Regions from separate parts of the Homo sapiens genome. Here region 2 is linked to region 1. Evidence: chromatin contacts called from ENCODE Hi-C or POLR2A ChIA-PET data. All regions are on one chromosome and are shown on one strand. The core of a region is the stretch at or near the end of the contact, and the rest is flanking DNA. Distances in the headings are between cores, read along the strand shown.

Evidence for each region. Hi-C counts contacts between places; a loop is a spot of excess contacts on that map. ChIA-PET counts read pairs that join two places held with the same protein, here RNA polymerase II (POLR2A). Pooled maps may share reads with other maps.
Region 2: a loop to region 1 is called in a pooled map, with 2.0 times the contacts of the local background. The contact joins the enhancer-like site here to the promoter of ATAD1 in region 1. A Hi-C loop is called at or near these places in 1 of 50 pooled maps. POLR2A ChIA-PET finds 5 or more read pairs at or near these places in 3 of 52 experiments (GM12878, T-cell and activated CD4-positive, alpha-beta T cell).

Annotation. Positions count from the first base shown.
Region 1 is chr10:87,816,220-87,822,941 of GRCh38, reverse strand. It overlaps ATAD1 (ATPase family AAA domain containing 1), which reads left to right and starts at 4,716. Exons shown (of 10, transcript NM_001321967.2): 1 at 4,716-4,775. It also overlaps the pseudogene CFL1P1. RefSeq lists a silencer at 4,569-4,618.
Region 2 is chr10:88,025,675-88,032,465 of GRCh38, reverse strand. No RefSeq gene overlaps it. Among named protein-coding and RNA genes, the nearest start is that of PTEN, 170 kb to the right of the region's middle. RefSeq lists a silencer at 4,810-4,859. Within about 2 kb of position 4,830, at least 6 of the 41 ENCODE cell types and tissues checked have a DNase peak (open chromatin) inside an H3K27ac peak, as active enhancers do; they include GM12878, where a contact is called at or near this core.

The sequences.
Region 1 (6,722 bases), core at 3,467-5,966:
AAAAAGTTTATGGGTACATAGTAGGTGTGTGTATCTATGGATTACATGATATATGCTGATACAGGCATACAATGTGTTATAATCACATCAGGGTAAATGAGGTATCCATTACCTCAAGCATTTATCATTTCTTTGTTACAGACATTCCAATTATACTCTTTTAGTTATTTAAAAATGCACAATAAATTACTGTTGACTGTAGTCACCTTGCTGTGTTGTCAAATACTAGATCTTATTTTTTCTATCTAACTGTATTTTTGTACCCATTACCATTCTCACTTCCCTCCTACCCCCCACCACTATTCTTCCCAGCCTCTGATAACCATCATTCTACCCTCTATCTCCATGAGTTCAACTGTTTTAATTTTTAGCTCCCACAAATGAGTGAGAACATGCAAAGTTTGTCTTTCTGTGCCTGGCTTATTTCACTCAACATAATGTCCTACAGTTCTGTCCATGTTGTTGCAAATGACAGGATCTCATTTTTTTAAATGGCTGAATAGTACTCCATTGTGTTCTATATTATCTTTCTATTGGAGCTTCAAGTACAGCTTCAGGTATAGCTTCATATTCTTGCTTTACTTTTCTTTCTCCATCCATTCTACTTAATTTACCTTGTCAAAATAATGGTTCATATGATTCAGAAGACATGATTTAAAAAATTAAAAAATAATGATTGAAATTATCCTTTTATGATATTTTTAAAAGAACAAAGGTAACCAAGTGAATTATACTGGCATAATTACTGTTATATAATTTTACCTATTTGTTGAAGTTCTATTCTTTCTAAATCATTGTCAAGTGAATTACTTCTAATGAGCAATGAATAGAGTCAGGTTTACTGTGTTTACTTATTCAAAGATTTCAGATTTGTTTTTCCTTCCAAAGGCGTTCTATCCTGAATCTCATCATGAGGCTTCCTTGCCTTGATTTCTTGATGTATTCCAGCTGGGTTAATGGTTCAGCTGACCAGATAGGCCTTTTAGGCTAAGGTAGTAGAGATTTTTGCAAAAATACATCTACAGTCTTCATTCACTAGGGCAGAATTTCTCAAAATAGAGTCCAAAACTACCTATATCCCAATCAGCTCAGATGTTTGTTTACTGATTTACTGATAGGCTTAAACAACAGAAATTTATTTCTCCCAGTTCTGGAGGGTGGGAAATCCAATATACTGGCATATACTCTGTCTGGTGAGGGTATCCTTCCTGGCTTGCAGACAGACACCTTCCTGCATCCTCACATGGCGGAGAGCCCAGATGCTTACTGTAAAATGCAGATTTCTAGGCCAAAACCTACAGTAGTTGAACGGGAGTCTCTGAAGACTGGGAGCCAGGAATCTGCATTTTGCCAAGTTGTCCAAGTTAATCTATATACAGTGAAATTTGAGAACACCTAATTTTTTTTTTTGAGATGGAATCTCACTCTGTTGTCCAGGCTGGAGTGCAGTGGCATGATCTTGGCTCACTGCAACCTCTGCCTCCTGGATTCAAGTGATTCTCCTGCCTCAGCCTCCCAAGTAACTGGGATTACAGGTGCCCGCCACCACACCCAGCTAATTTTTGTATTTTTTTTTAGTAGAAACAAGGTTTCACCATGTTGGCCAGGCTGGTCTTGAACTCCTCACCTCAGGTGATCCACCTGCCTCGGCCTCCCAAAGTGCTGGGATTACAAGCGTGAGCCACTGCGCCCAGCCAAGAACACCTAATTTAAGGAATCCTTTCTTCCCACCAGGTGTCTAGTGCATTAACCTTGATTGCAGAGCAAACTAGCTACACTCCATTTAATAACAAAAGTGGAAAATTCAGCACCTTGGAGGAGAACTGCCATAACTATTTTAAGAGTTACTGATACAGAAAACACACACACACAAAACCCAAAAACTTTCTAGAATAAAGTAATAATTCTTTTTAATATCTTGATTCTAACAAAGAGCAAAGGCCCAGAAAGTCTACAGTCTGCTCTAATTTCCTGATTAATATTATATATATTGAATTATTTATTGAGCCCCTACTGTGGGCCAAATATGGTATTTTGTGTTGCCAGGGATTATATAAAGCTATCCTGGAATGAAAAGCATATGTTCACTCTGCTGTATTCTGGAAGAATCTCATTGATTTGATGATTGCTGAAAATGAATGTACTTGATGTCTTAGGCCCAGACATGGAAGGTTTCTTACGGATTTGCTAAATGAAAATATTAGGTCCAAAACATATAGGTGTAGGCATTTGGTTTCCAGTGGCTGAACCACTGGAAAGGGAGTGAGGTGTAGCACTTTTCGAGCTTGTAGACTCTTTATGGTCAGCCTCGTGACTTTATTCAACAGTTTCCCTTCCTGTGCAATCATCCCTCAAATATTAGGCAGATGAATTGAGACTAGATGTAACCATACTGGGAACTCCATTTCATTGTAGGATTCATTTAGGATGTCTCTAGTAGAGTGACTCATGATTTGCCTGAGACTTTGTCAGCCAGTTTTATATCCCAGCAAACCTTTTAGTCTCATGCAAACTGAAACTGGGTAGGCTGGTCACCCTGGTCCTTAGAAGAGGGCAGGTGAGGCTCTTAGTTGAACCAATTTCACTCAGTAAATGAATGAAAATCCATTACTATCTTGAATTTCTCAGCTCATTTTCCTTACCAGTGGATATAATTACCCTATTGGGGCACAAAACCTGTTTCTTGCCTTTAGTGACCCTCCCCCTTTTAGCCCTGCCAAACCATGTGTCCATGAGCCTCCCAAGCAATGATTCAGCTTGGGATCATCCAAGGACCCAGTGGAGAGTCTCTTGAAAGTCTGCTGAGCACTGATAGCCTCTGTTTTTTGTTGTTGTTGTTGTTGTTTGTTTTTAATGAACATTGTCCTCGTCTCATAATCTTTCCGTTCTTCTCAAAGGTCTATCTCTCTAAATAGTCTAGTAATCCCAAACCTAGCTTCACATCCATTTTTTTTTTAAATTAGGAATGTAGGCATGCACGTATATAAAGCCTTAAATACTAAACAGGCACGGGTGTATTCAATTCCATTCTGATTCCTGTCCATGAACTTAATCATAGTTTTCAACATTCATGCATCCCTTTCATCCCATCCTTTAAAGCCTTGTGATTTTGGCATTTCATGGTCTTACTTTCAACTAGATTTTAAAGTTTAGCTGGTATTAAATTACCATCTCAAAGAGAAAACGTAAAGTACAAGGTATGAATTAGACAGACCTATGTTCCAATGAAATTGTTGCCTTTATTTCCCAAGTATATGAACTTAGAAAAGTTTCTCTAAGGTTTAAGCTTTAAAATTTGCTCATTTGTAAAAACGGAGAAAATGATAGCTATTTTAGAGGATTTTGGGGGAGATATTTAGGTTATGCATGTAAAGCACATAGAAGCTTATTGCCCCACCCCAGCAGACATTAACTAGGTATTATCTTCACCACATTATTACAAGTTTGTAACTAGTAACATTCGTTAACAATCAGGCTGCAAAATTGTTATTATTATTGAGACAGGGGCTTGCTCTGTCGCCCAGGCTGGAGTGGAGTGGCTTGATCACTGCAGCCGTGATCTCCCACGCTCAAGCGATTCTCCCACCTCAGCCTCCCAAGTAGCTGGGACTACAGACATGCGCCACCAAATCCAGCTAATTTTTAGGTGGTTTTTTTTTTTTTTTTTTTTTTTTTTTTGTAGAGACGATTTCTCATTATGTTGTCCAGGCTGGTCTCGAATTCCTGACCTCAAGTGATCCTCTCGCTTCGGCCTCCCAAAGTGTTGGGATTACAGGCGTAAGCCACCGCGCTGGCCAAGCTGCAGAATTCTTTAGCCATCAAAGATGATGCCTCAAGTAGAAAGGCACAAGCTGCCTTCCTGAGGAACACAGGGAGAACTCTCATTACATCATAGTCTCACCGACTCTGTCTGAAGGAAGTGATGCTTCTCGTATCTCAGGAGTGTCTAATGTCATCTGGCCCACCGGCAGTTTGTGTATTCAGGAGGCTCTGGCTTTCAGGTTTGCTCCCTTGGGACCTCTTGTGTCACGTCGCTCGTTCTGGAAAGGAAAAGGGGTGAAAGAAAAAGGGAAATCACCAAAATGCAAAATCTGTTACCAGATGCCCTATTCCGTCCTAACTACCGAGTCTGGTGGCGTGGGCTGCTAAATCTTTTCGCGGAAAGATTGTCAGGCGCCACCCCGAGGTGTTTGTCAGCACAGAGATGGGGGAGAAGGGTGAGCTCACCCGAGAATTGAAAGGCAGGTGGTGAGGGATGAGGGGTGAGGAGTGGAGGGTGGCCATAAGCTTCTGCGTTTTGGCTAAAGTACAGACACAAAGCCGCGGCGTGAGGGTTTGCACAGAGTGGTGGGAAGGAGAGAATGTATTTGCTGGGTACGCAGAGCATTTCTGCACTCTCAAGAAGGCTGCCCGATTTGTCAGGGTTGCGCCCCGAGCCCGCGAGAAGGGCAGGGACTTTTTGTGATAAGCGCCTTCCCAAAGGTAGTGTCTGTTAAACGCAGAGCCTTAGCGAGTGCTGCTCGCAGACACGCCGGCTTCGCAGAAAGTCTCAGTCTAGCAGGTAGCTTAAGCAGACATCAGGTGCGCGAATTTGCTCTCCCTCACTGTTTCTAAGCCTGGGAGCACGCCCCCTCCGCGCCGGCGACCGCGGGTCGCGCATGCTCCGTGGGAGGGAGTGCGCCGCGCCTCCCGCCGGAAGCGTTCTCTCCCAGGTTGCGTTTCCTTCCTGTGTGAGGCCGGCTGAGGGCACTTGCTCTTGCTGTTTCTGCCCCTGGGTGAGTAGCTGGTTCCCGTGGGGCCTCATGGGATGGTTGTCGTATCCTTCTGAGGTCCTTTAAGGACCGTCTCGGACCTGGGAACCCCCGGAGGAAAGGTCACCCCGGTCTTCTCCCACGCCCTACCTCAGTGCCGCCCCCAAGCGCCCCGCAGCCCTTAGTATCTAGAGGATTAACCTCCAAGGGCGTCCCGGGCCTCGCCTTGGCGTCCGGCCCGGCCTGGGCCCTTAGGGTCTGCTTAGCTCTTCCCCAAGACTCGTGCCATTCCCGAGGGAATCTTTGTCGGCATCCTGGTCACTGTGGGGGTTTGAGGTCGTCCCGGAAGACTTCAGAACCAGGCGAACCTAGACGAAGGCGGCTGGAATGAACCAGGTCTGATTGTCGCACAGGCGCGGCCACCACCTTGTGCAAAATCGAAGGTGGTTCTTCAGGGCCGGGCACGCTTTCACAAAAGATGGTGATGTTAATAATAACCTGCCCTCTTTGTGAAGATTGGCAGGCCTTCATTGTCATAGGCTGTATTCGTAGGGCCTTTATGCCTGCAAAACTGGGACTTTTGAGTTTGAGAAACGATTTGTGAAATACTGCAATGAATTAGGAGAGAAATACTACAGTGAATGCTATGCTATGAATGCTATACATGTCAATAAATTGCTCATAGATGAGGTAGTACGATTTCACGGTTTTCCACTCGGAAATGGAGAACTTAAAATGAAACGACCTGATACCATATTTGCCTAACAAATAACTCTAGGTTATAGTGTTTTAGGATGTTTCTTAGTTGCATACAGCACTATCATCGTATATGTACATATTTGTGTATTCATTTTGTTGAACCTAATGTTTATACAGGATTGAAATACGCTCCCTGCTGTTGTATGCGCATGCAGCTTTTATTGTATGTTCGCTGGTGATGGTATTGCTGCTGTAACAGCCTTACATTTTAGGTATATCAATACCAAATGAATGATACATGAGTGTACAATAAAGTATATATAGTTACAGTCTACAAAACAAGTTTCAGTTTCATTGAAGGATTTTGAAGTAATTTAAAAAGGTAGACTACTATTTTACAAGTGGCCTTAGTAGACCTAAGTCTTTATTACATTAAAAATTTCAGAATTGGGAAGGATATAAACGGGTTTTGTGTGTTGACCTTTTATGGGATTAAAAGTTGTTACTATCTTGATGACTGGGATGTGTTCATAACAGCCCTAATTTGTTCATGTAGTTCAATGAATATCCAGTAGATGACTTGGTTGGTAGTTTTATCACTACCAACTCTAAAACGAAAACGTTTTACTGGAATGCCACCGCTTTTCACAGATTAGGTTAATAAAACCCTTATCTTGTCTAAATTATTTTCCTCTGTGAGTATACCCCACGTAGTGATATAACACGTTTCAACTGCATTTTCAACTTTGTGGAATAAAGACTAGAAAAGTCAGTTTTTTACTTCCTATGAGAAGTGAAATATTGTGTAACCCGTTTTTTTTGGAATCCATGCTGATGGAAGATAGCACACTTTGGTTTGTTCCATGAAGAGAGATTTCAGTTAGGTGCCTTCTCCTTTTTGGCTTCTTTTGCTTTCTTTATAATTAATATAATAGCCGGACAGTGTGTTCTTTGAATGAAGTGGTGATATCTTAACAATTATTGTATATCCAATATATAGTGGGCGTCATATATAGATGTTCAGTAAATGCAAATTGAATGAATTAAATCATTTACCATCCCTAGGCCAAAGTTTCTTCCTCCAAAATGAAGGCTTTCAATTATTTAGTTGTTAAGTTTAAATTAAATCTAATTATTGTGAAGTGAATGGCTCCTAGTGGAGAAATGTGGAACCTTTTGGAAATCCTTCAGAAGTGACTGTTGCAATGATTGAATGGGAGATTTCCTTCAGTTACAATTTATCTGTTGAACATAATTTTTGAATAGCCTCTG
Region 2 (6,791 bases), core at 3,581-6,080, 210 kb before region 1:
AGAAGTTATTATAACTATCGATAAAGGGGGAAAGAACAGACAAAGATTTTGGCTTTATATTTTTTGTATCATCAGTCTTGCCTTTGTGAGGATATACAATGTTCTTGCATCAGCAGCAGTTGGATTTTTTTCCCCACTGGAAACATCAAGTACAGCCTGTGATATAGGGTATCCAGGTAAAAGATTTTCGTATTTGGAGAGGAAATACTGCATGAAGTCCAGGGAAATAGCATGTTTTTATAACGGTAGTCTTTCTAGTAATCCCAATTCTGGGAGACTAACTCAAGAAAATAAGCAGAAATGTAGGAAAAACTTCATGCACAAGGATATCAATCATAATGCTATTATTTATGTATAAATATTCTCACAACAGTGAGAATAAGCTAAATGCTCCATACTAGGCAAATGGTTTGAGTAAACTCTGCTGCGTCAACTCACTGATGTTTCTGAAGATTTTATAATAATAAGGAAAAATAGTCATAGTGTTGAATGAACAATACCGGATATACAGTTCTATGTCTGATGTAATGCTAATCGCACACACACACACGCACACGCCAAGTAAGCATTAAAAAATAACTAGAAGGAAAAACAACAGAATGTCACCAACCAGGGGATGTCTTAGTGAAGTTTTATGTATTTTTTTCCCTTTCTTCTACTAGTCTGTATGTTACTCATTTCTTTCAATGAAATAGAAATTATAAACCTTATATTATAAAAATAAAAAGAGGAGGAGGGGCTGGGCACAGTGGCTCATTCCTATAATCCCAGCACTTTGGGAGGCCGAGGCGGGTGGATCACCTGAGGTCGGGAGCTCGAGACCAGCCCGACCAACATGGAGAAACCCCGTCTCTACTAAAAATACAAAATTAGCTGGGCATGGTGGTGCATGCCTGTAATCCCAGCTACTCGGGAGCTGAGGCAGGAGAACTGCTTGAACCTGGGAGGCAGAGGTTGCCGTGAGCCAAGGTCACGCCATTGCACTCCAGCCTGGGCAACAAGAGTGAAACTCCATCTCAAAAAAAAAAAGAGAGAAGAGGCGGAAGAGAATGGCTATACCTTCACCCTGGTTACTGAGGTGATTAGGGAAAATAAATGGAAGGAGCCTTGATGGATCATTGAAATCAGCCACCAGGTTGCTGATATAGAAAACAAGCAATGTAAGAAACTGACCAAAAAGAACATGTTAAAATAAGAGTGAAAGAGTAGGCACTGTAAGAATTTGCATTAGGAAAGTATTTTGAAATGCTCCTCAGTGTGGTTTTATCATGTTTCTTTTCACTCAGACCTTTCTTCCATTCAGTGAGCTGTGCATTCAGAACCACTTGTTCAAAAAGAAAGGAAAACCTAAGACCCTATCTCAAAATGAGACCCTGTCTTAGAAAGGAAAACCACAATTCTGTTCTTGGCCTGGGTTTTAGAGCCCAAAGCTAGTGAGGAGTAGAAGAATTTGGGACATAAATTGAGAGAAAGTCTAGCTGACCCTCCATATTAGAAAACATTGCCCAGACTAGGATGAAAGGGAGACGTGGAAAGCAAGCTAAGAGAGCTGGACACCGGTGGATCCCCGACAGTGGGTCCTGCAGCCTGGCCCAACCCACTGACCTTGTGGGAATGGGAAGGGAAATGCCTCAAACCCCATGCAGGCTTGATGATATGTGTGCCCCTTTCTCCAGGTAAAGTCATGGAGGCTGCAAGATGTCATAGGAGAAAATGTGGCCATGTGAGATCTAAGCAGCCCAAAGCAATTAAGTTTCCCCATGCCAAAATGATGCAGAAGAGAGGCTGGATTCCTGTATGCCTAAGAGCACTCACGAGGAGTGAATTCTACCAGTACTCAGCTACCCAGCCACCCAGCAGGACATGGAGGGACAGAATACCTTTTATGCTCCCAAGGGCCCACTGATAAGCCTAGGGCCTTATCAGCCTTAGTAAGTTCCTGTGTCCAAGGAACTGCATCCAAGAGAGACACAGAAGTAGCAGAAAGAGCCAGCCAGCTTTGAAAGAGCTCTGAGATGAGAACGAAATGTCCCTAGCAATGATCTCTGTTGCCTGAGGACCAGGAACCAGGCCGAATGATGGTCATCTCAGGGGCTTCCATACGTAAGCCCCCAGGAAATGCAAGGTAATCATGGGAAGAGGTGGTGCTTAACTGACTGAAATTTAATTTCCAATACTCAAAGGAATGGGAGTGCAAATGAGAGGTTAGCTATTTCATTGATACTAAAATGCCATCGATTGTAAAATACATCATTAATTTGTGTGCCACCAAGAAAGAAAGATGCCCCCAATTAATCTATGAAACAATGCTTTCTCTTTGTTTCAAATTTTTATTTTATACTTGCTGGAGAAGCCCTTTAAGACTTGTTGGGACGTAGACTTTTATTACATGTCACTCTTGTACACATAAAAAAGAAAATAAATGTATTAAGAAATTCCTAAACATATCTCTTCATTCAGAGTCTAACTCTTCCACATCACTGTTTATATTTTTCTCCTCACTATTTTTCTCTGTTGGTGATGAAACATTTCTTACTAGTATCCTCACTCTTGACTCCAGGTTTTCTTCCAAGATGTTGTCACCCATTGTTAAAGGTTTAATGTGAGCCAGGCGCAGTGGCTCATGCCTGTAATCCCAGCACTTTGGGAGGCCGAGGCAGGCGGATCATGAGGTCAGGAGATCGAGACCACGGTGAAACCCCGTCTCTACTAAAAATACAAAAAATTAGCCAGGTGCGGTGGCGGGCGCCTGTAGTCCCAGCTACTCAGGAGGCTGAGGCAGGAGAATGGCGTGAACCCGGGAAGCGGAGCTTCCAGTGAGCTGAGATTGTGCCACTGCACTCCAGCCTGGGCGACAGAGGGAGACTCCGTCTCAAAGAAAAAAAAAAACAAAAAAAACAAAAAGGTTTAATGTGAGTGCGCTCTTGCTTGGCATGTACTAACATGCAATGCTTTTTAACATAACTCTGTATCGCAGTTTCGTATACTTATAGTAATTTAATTCTCTTACTCTGTATGACACTGTAGCTTTGAAGTGATTCTTATAATTTTTTTTTGCTTTACTATATTTACACTCCACTACTGTTTCTGAGCCTTTCTGTTCATTATAAGTTTTCATTTCATTGCTGAAACTCAGGATAATCTTTTTGAAAATATTGCAAACAGCAACTAAACTCTGCCTGGGTAATACCAACAGTGCATATTATTCAACTAAAGAGGTAACAATATCTAAATACCTATGACCATGTTCACACACATACAGACAATGGCAAATAAATCAGCACTGCCACCCAGCAAATAGCAATTCAAACATGCCATCAATTATTAGATCCACATTTCAGAGATGTTAGCATACAAAAAGGCATGTATTGGAATTAATAAAATATGGTAATTTGAGTTAAAGGAAAATGTAAAGTACATTTTTTACACACCTGAACTTATAGAACAAAGTTATACCCATTACACTGGTGTAAGGCCCTCCCCATACAGCAAAGAGAGACTATCACTTGCATTTTAAATGCATCCAGTTAAGAGTTTCATTAGCAGGCTGGCCACAGGATAAGGTCCAAAGTCCTTAGTCTAATATGATCTCATGATCTCTGGCTGGAATAGGTTAAGCAGGAACAGGATCCCTGAGCTGCTGACATGAAAAGGAAGGTTATATGGCTTCACACAGGAAGTGTCACAGCATGCATTTTTCTGTCTCATCAAAGAAGACATTTTCAGCCTGGCCCTTAATCAGGTAGTGAGTCTTCCTGACGAAGAGCAGACTATAAACTTGCTTTCACCATGTGGCTGCAGCACAGTCTTTAAAAATGTATTTTCATATATATATAAAAGTTTTTATATTAAAAAATGTACATATACAGGTAAAGAGAGGATAGACATGTGCCTAACAGCTTAGGCTTCTAGTCCAACCAATATGTATTTGAGTCCCAGATCTGCACTTATTTATTGTATGACAAGTTGTTTAATTTCTGTGTGGCAGAGACTGGCTAGATACTCACCAAAATTGTTTCCTCTTCTCCTAGGTGTATAAGAAGATTATATTTCCCAGCCCCCTTGCATTTCAACAAAGGCATGTAATTGATTCCTGGCCAATAAAATTTGAGCAGAAGGAATACACTACTTCTAGGCCTGGGTTCTAAACCCTTTTGTATGATCTCCACTTCCTCTCTCCTTTGTCTTGTCAGTGCCACCAGATTCAGAGGACCTAAGGGAGGATTCTGAGACCCATATGAAAGGAGCCTGAATCCGTGAATAACTATGTGGAGTAGACACCCTTGACCACTAAGGTACATGGACATGAGCAATAAAATAAGGCTTTGTGTGTTACAGTAGTTATCACACTCTATTTAATACATGCTGTATACCTCAGCTTCTTCACCTGTGGAAAATATTAAGTTAATTACTCAAAGGAGTAGCACAATGCCTTTTACATAGTAAGTACTAAATAGTAGAAGCTATGTTACTATTGCTGTAGATATCATCCTTGTTATTACTGAGGCAAAGAACTCAGGTATAGATGTTGAACAAGCAGGCAGTTTTTTGCGCATATATTAGAGGGAAGTAAAACTTTTCTAAATATCAACTGGTGCAGACTTATGTAAAGTGAAATTTGAGCAATCACATTTCAGACACCAAGAATCATCCGCAAATAGTAAGTAATAAAGACCCTGAAAGAAGGAAGTGACTGATTCCTGAGCAGGCAGCGTAGGTTAAGGACAAGTGTCGGTTAAGGACCAGCATCAGAGTCAGAAGGAGGTCAGCAGAAGCTGGGAGAAGAGGAATCCAGATCAGGCCAGAACAGAAACTGCTCCCCAGGGCCACACTGGGCAATGTTTCTCAACAGTGCTCCAGGGAAGAGGAAGTAGTTGTCATCATCAAAATTCTACCCCCTGAACATAGAATGGTTAAATTAAAATAGAATTAAATACATGTAGTTCTTATTGTTTCCATAAAATTATCAGAGACCATCCTGGTAACTGCTATAGAGACATCCCCCACCTGCCATTTGGATTTGATTCTCGTAAATAAAATGAATCCTTCTTGTCAAACATTGCTTTAACAAGCTTTATTTCTTTTGTGATTTTTTGTTGTTGTTGTTGTTTGTTTGTTTTTGTTTTTGTTTTTGTTTTGTTTTTGAGACAAAGTCTTGCTCTTGTCCCCAAGGCTGTAGTGCAATGGCACTATCTCGGCTCACTGCAACCTCCGTCTCCCAGGTTCAAGTGATTCTCCTGCCTCAGCCTGCCAAGTAGCTGGGATTACAGGCGCCCGCCACCACGCCCAGCTAATTTTTGTATTTTTAGTAGAGATGAGGTTTCACCATGTTGGCCAGGCTGGTCTCGAACTCCTGACCTCAGGTGATCTGCCTGCCTCAGCTTCCCAAAGTGCTGGGATTACAGGCGTGAGCCACCGTGCCCGGCCACAAGCTTTATTTCCTTTTTTTTTTTTTTTGAGACGGAGTCTGGCTCTGTCGCCCAGTCTGGAGTGCAGTGGCGCAATCTAGGCTCACTGCAAGCTCCACTTCCCAGGTTCACACCATTCTCCTGCCTCAGCCTCCCTAGTAGCTGGGACTACAGGTGCCCACCACCACGCCCAGCTAATTTTTTGTATTTTCAGTAGAGACAGGGTTTCGCCGTGTTAGCCAGGATGGTCTCGATCTCCTGACCTCATGATCCTCCCGCCTCAGCCTCCCAAAGTGCTGGGACTACAGGAGTGAGCCACCGCGCCCGGCCCACAAGCTTTATTTCTAATTGTGTGTGCAACACATTCTACTGGCATTTGAGACTTTGCCAAGTCAATCTTGTCAGTTGTTTATTCATTCACTCATTCATTCATTCAAACATTTATTGAGCACCTACTCTGTGCCAAGCACTGTGTTACCAGATATATAGCAGCAGCAAAACAAATACAGCTTCTGCCCTCATTGTTCTTAATAGGGGGCAGGGGAGACAGACCAGAAAAAGGTAAACAAATAACAAATAAAGGTATAATTACATATGTAGGAAAGTAATCTGAATGTGAAAAAAAATGAAATCATTAAGTTTCTGATAGAGAAGAACAAGAGGGACTGGATTTAGAGAGAGCACGTGGGGAACCCCGCCTGAGGAGATGATGTTTAAGCATAAATATGAAGAAACAGGAGTTGACCAGGGGTAAAGTACTCCAAACCATAAAGAAGGATCTTGGGCAAGGCAAGAAGCATTTCAACAATTGCAAAGAAGCTACTGTAATTGGAGCCCAAGAGTGAGCAAAGGTGAATGCGGTGCAAGATGGGATTGGAAAGGTAAGGAAGTACTAGACTGTGCAGGGTCACAAACAAAGCTGGGGTCTAAGCCAAAGACATAGTTGGGGTCCTTTCCAAGTGCAACAAAAACCACAGGAGGGTTTTAAGTGGATGCTGTCATATGATCTGGCTTACAATGTTTAAAGTTCATTCAAGATTGCCAAGTGGAGAACTGGCTAAAGGAGACAAGAGAAGAAGCAAGCAGACCCATTAGGAGGAGGCTGTTTCCATTCTCAAGCACACGCTGGTGGCAAGCTGGATGAGCAAGGGGCAGAGATAGTGACAGAAAGGACATAGTGAGAGATATTTTGGAGGTAAATACTTCAGAACTTGCAGATGTGAGAGTGAGGGCAACAGAAGGATGAATGTCAACCCTCAGATTTTCTGTTTAACCAGCTGGGCATATAAATGTGAATTTTACTGAGATGGGAAAAGATGGAGAATAAAGTGGATTAGGGAACAGAGAAATCAGAAATTCCATTTTGGACTTGTTACTTGGGAG